Linked DNA regions of Mus musculus: region 2 is linked to region 1. The links are chromatin loops, found by intact Hi-C in ENCODE. Cell type or tissue: heart. All regions are shown on one strand.

Region 1 (2,500 bases):
TTAGGGGATTGCTGCCCATTTCAAAGCACAGCCTTTCGCCTCAAAAGAGCAAAGTTGGAAAGAATGTGCATGGAATTTATAAAGCTGGTCGAATACTTCCCATTTGTGTAAGATATACCTAAAAATAACTCATAAGATGATATAACCAAGGGATCAGGAACTAGACACATCTCTGACAGGCAGACAGACAGAAAAGGGGACCTTAAAGAACAAAAATGGCAAATTTCTGGCTTTTTCCTCACCCCATCCCCCACTCCCCCCACCTCTACTCTGGCTGCAATGACCCATTTCTGGATGCTCAAGGCCAGACAGGGATTTGTTTACCTATAGCTATGGGCCTATCAGATACTCTTCTTTGTAACTGACCAATCCTAAACTAGGGAAAGGGGGACTCATGGTTAGCCTCCAAAATATTTCAAAACCCAAGGGGAAAAAGTGTTGTCCTTTTTCTGCTTCGGTCTGGATGTGCCTGGCTATGTTTGTGTGCTTTGTTTGTTTGTTTTTTAGAGACAGGATCTCTCTGTGTATCCCTGGTTCTTGGAACACTCTATAGGCCAAGCTGGCCTCGAACTGAGAAATCTGCCTGCCTCTGCCTCCTGAGTGATAGGATTAAAGACATGCGCCGCCACCACCCGGCGGTGCTTTTTAACTTTTATTAAAATTTGATACCTGTTGCTGCTACCTACTGTGTCTGAGGTTTTTATTTATTTATTTATTTATTTATTTTTTTTTTTTTAAAAGATTTATTTATTATATGTAAGTACACTGTAGCTGTCTTCAGACACTCCAGAAGAGGGAGTCAGATCTCGTTACGGATGGTTGTGAGCCACCATGTGGTTGCTGGGATTTGAACTCTGGACCTTCGGAAGAGCAGTCGGGTGCTCTTACCCACTGAGCCATCTCACCAGCCCTATTTTTTATTTTTTGTTTGTTGGTTTGGTTTGGTTTTTTGAGACAGGGTTTCTCTGTGTAGCCCTGGCTGTCCTGGAACTCACTCTGTAGACCAGGCTGGCCTCGAACTCAGAAATCCACCTGCCTCTGCCTCCCAAGTGCTGGGATTAAAGGCGTGCGCCACCACTGTCGGGCCAGATTATTTTCCTGTTGCTACCTGCGGTGCTGGTCCTGTCTCACTTCTTTAATTGGCAAAGGAGATTGAACTCGATCCAGACCCTAGGACGATATCTCCGCCCTTTGTACAAGGCTAAATGCAAGCGTTCAGGTGGCGGTGGGCTCTTGCACAGGATGCCATACCTCAGGATACCTGCGGAGCGAGAAGTTGTCATTTTTAAACGGTGGGAATAAAGTTGGCTTGCTTTATGCACTCATGGATTGGTGCCAGCTTCTGTCAGTCAGGTCTGAGCCGGATGAGAACTGAAACCCTGTCCAATCGAAGGCGCCGGGGTGAGAAACGCGCAATCGGGCGCATAGACAAAGGGAAGGGGGCGGGCTTTGGCGGTCCGGCCTTTGTCTCTGACGTGACAGCATACCACCATCTTGGGATCTGGAGCCGGTGTCCCAGGTTCGGGGGACTCTGTCGGTACCGGCACGGGTCTGCGCCGCGCAGCGAGGACGCGGGGTGTCTCGACTCCGCCATGGTGAGCGCGGCGTCCCCGCGGAGCCGGCGGCTGCAGAGTCCGAAGCCCGAGCCCTCCGCACCCCAGCTGTGGGGTGGGGGCTGGGCCCCCCGAGTGTCCTGTCGCGTCCCTGGTCCTCGCGTGGGGACTCGAGTCCCGCCGCTGTGCTCTCCCTGGCTGGGATACTGGAGCGCAGGTCACGGTCCTTGGACCGAAGTCCCCCGCGGGGTTTGGGGCTTGCGGCACATTCTTGCAACCAGCTGTTCTGAAAGGACTTGTGTCAGCTGGACAGTGCCAGCAACCGACCCCCCAGGTTACCTGGCCCCAGTGAAGGGTTGCCCCAGGATTTTCCTGGCCCCGCGACTCTGCACGACCCAGCCCCATCACCTTCAGCCCTGTATGCCCCTTGCTCTGTGGCTTGTTTCTGAATTTCAGGATCGCACTGAAGGGTGTTCTTAACTGTACTGATTTTAGTATTTAGTTTTTAACTGTACTGATTTTAGACGCTAGTCCCTTGATTTCTCACCTTTTCCCCTCAGGGCATGTATTTTCTTGGGTCCCGTTCTCTAGGGCATGGGTTGGAATCTGAGTACCTACCTATTCTCTGAATACCTTACGTTCTCTGTGATGGAGCCTAGGAAATGCATACTAGGGAAGTGGCTCTGTCGCCAGCCCAGCCCCCACAGAACAGGAATGTCAATGCCTTGGGCTGAGAATCTAGGTGTCCAGGTTTCTTCCCAGAGGCAAAAAAAGAATTGAAGACCTAGGGACCGAGAAAGTAGAGAAAGGTAAACCCCTCACCTCTGCAGAGGTGACAACAAGCATCTCTTGAAGCAGAAAGCCGCCTGGCAGGCGGAGGGGAGGGATGGATCTCCCTGAGCACATGAACCAGCACTCTGCTTCCCTGGCCGTCTTTCTTTCCCCAC
Region 2 (2,500 bases), 82 kb after region 1:
GAACAATCTCTAGATGGGAGGGGTCGGGCTCTGGGGTGAGGAAGAGTTCAGTAATTTTTTTATCTTTATTCTTCAGAAGAAGAGGGGAATGAAAGGAAATTAAATAAAATAAAAGGTTTAAACTAAAAAGGCCTGGGACTGAGACTGCAAAGAAAACTAGCCCGGGCATGCCCGAGTCCGTCTTGAAGCTAGGTCTCCCAGGTCTCCCGGTCGTAAAGAAAGGGAGGGAATAGGAACTGCTTCTGACGATCTTGGCTGACTCTTTGACCATCTGGCAGCCCGGCGCCTCCTGCTTGCCCCCCTTTCTATAGAGAGCATAGTTAAAAGCTGAAACATTAACCAGATGCATTGTCGACTCTGATAAGCCCCCGGCTTTAGAATTCTTATACGCCCCGGTACTACTCTGCTCACTACCGCGCCAATTCTTCCTAGACCCTACCCTATCAAAACCCTGAGTTTTTGAGTCTCAGGGTCGATTCCTCTGTCTCCTGAGTGAGATACGTATTGATTGACCCGGAGCTCGGCCATTAAAGCTGCCTCAAGAAGGTCTCTCATGTTTCTTTGGGTGACCCCGCGACCTGAGACTTGAGTGGGGGGCTCCTTCTTGGGGTCCTACAAGATGGCTCAGCGATTAAGAGCACTGACTGCTCTTCCAAAGGTCCCGAGTTCAAATCCCAGCAACCACATGGTGGCTCACAACCATCCGTAACGAGGTCTGACGCCCTCTTCTGGTGTGTCTGAAGATAACTACAGTGTACTTACATATAATAAATAAATAAATAAATCTTAAAAAAAAAAAAAAAAAAAAAAGAGCAACTCAGGGCCTGAAGAGATCTCACAGTCATACTGCTTCCCCCTTGCCTTCTGCTCCTCGGTACCACGTCACAGTCTGCACCACACACATCCAATGCGTGGCTATTCCTGTACCTCAGCAATTTTAAGATTAAGTCTATCAGATACTTTAAAACTACTGTTTAGGACAAGGAACTGAATTTTTATCTTCCCCACTTCCTCCAATTAATGCGCAAAAATATTTAATCCTCGGGGATCCTTTCAGACCCACTAGTCTCTCATCCATCCTAAGGATGGGTTCTATCAACATCTCCCAAGTCTATAAAGTTCCTGATTGGTGACAGCCAGGACACTGACAGGCCTATCCCAGAGTGACAGACAGATGGAGAGTCACCCCTACTAGACCCAGCTCCCTGCACCCAGCTTCCGAGAGTTTCCAGACAGGGCGCAGAGTTCCCCATCCCAACCTTGCAGGTAAACGGAAGCCCAGAGTTCCTAGTGTGACACCGGCGCTGAAGCGACCCAGCGGTCAGGCATTCCTGTCTCTTGCCTGTGGGTGGCAGAGCTGTGCAGGGCGTTGCAGCCAGCTCGAGTCCCCACGCATGGTCGGGGCGCGATAGGACGCTCCGGGGTGCCCTGAGCCCGCCCAGCCCCCATCCCACAGCCATCCACACCGGCTCCACAGGGACGCCGCGCCGAGCTCACCATGATGGGACTGGGAGCGTCCTGTGACTCGGTCTCCGCCACCAGCACAACTTCCCGCAACGGACGCCTGGGGACCACAGGACCCAAGATGGCAGGCTCAGACCTCCTCTGAACTTTCTAAATCCACCCCACTTCCTCATTTCAGAGCGGTCCTGTCACAGGGCCTGAGTGACAGTCAAAGTCACCAATCGATGACGGAAGGCGGGGCGTAGCAAAGGGCATAAGGCTGTCTGATCATACGGAAAGTCTTAGCGGACAGAAAAACGGTATCACAATAATTTATTTTAATTCCCGTGAAGTTTTCTTACTGTGATGTGATGTATGTGTCTCTGTGTGTGTCTCTGTGTTTCTCTGTGTGTGTGTGTGGCGCGGGGGGTGGGTGGGGGGTGCTGACCTGTGGATAAATGATAAGATTAAGCAACTCTGACCCAACCCAGACCGACTCTGACAAAACACATACCAGAAAAAAAAAAAAAAAAAAAAAAAAAAAAAAAGTGCTGGCTGAAGGCTACCTGGGCCCTCTGGGGAACGAAGGTACTCTCCAAGGATGACCCGATATCACCCAGCCAACCAGACAAAAGGTCTAGCCATCCATCACCAAGTGCCTAGAAGCTGTTACTGTAATCTGCCCTCTAAAAAAAAAAAAAAATGTATACGGTGCTTGTAAGCTAGAACCGGGATCGCCCCCTGTCTCTTGCTTGAGAGACTGCTGAAGATCGATCCCTGCGCACCAGAAAAAATAAACATAGATCTTGTCTCACTTGGGGTCTTCCAGCAGGTAAAGCCCCTCTGGGGCTTTACATGAGAAGCATTTTTTTTTTTTTTTTTTTGGTTTTTTTCGAGACAGGGTTTCTCTGTGTAGCCCTGACTGTCCTGGAATTCACTTTGTAGACCAGGCTGACTTGGAACTCAGAAATCCACCTGCCTCTGCCTCCTGAGTGCTGGGATTAAAGGCATGAGCCGCCACGCCCCGCTGAGAAGCAATTTTTTTCTTTTCTTTTTT

Evidence for each region. Peaks named below come from ENCODE experiments on the same cell type or tissue, not always from the same donor. Only the 100,000 strongest peaks of a DNase experiment are listed, where the experiment ranks them.
Region 2: it touches region 1 in a loop (3-fold over the local background); 6 of 42 quality-filtered maps call a loop at or near these places.

What each region holds. Positions count from the first base shown.
Region 1 is chr9:22,306,644-22,309,143 of GRCm38, reverse strand. Zfp810 (zinc finger protein 810) reads left to right here and starts at 1,506. Exons shown (of 8, transcript NM_145612.2): 1 at 1,506-1,595. In heart, no CTCF peak of the experiment used is centred here; a DNase peak (open chromatin) is centred at 1,393; H3K4me3 peaks cover 1,521 bases; H3K27ac peaks cover 1,370 bases.
Region 2 is chr9:22,224,830-22,227,329 of GRCm38, reverse strand. It overlaps Zfp809 (zinc finger protein 809), which reads right to left and starts at 1,618. Exons shown (of 5, transcript NM_001164624.1): 1 at 1,498-1,618. The coding sequence starts at 1,500. In heart, CTCF peaks have their summits at 1,345 and 2,196; DNase peaks (open chromatin) are centred at 269 and 1,639; H3K4me3 peaks cover 1,991 bases; H3K27ac peaks cover 1,246 bases.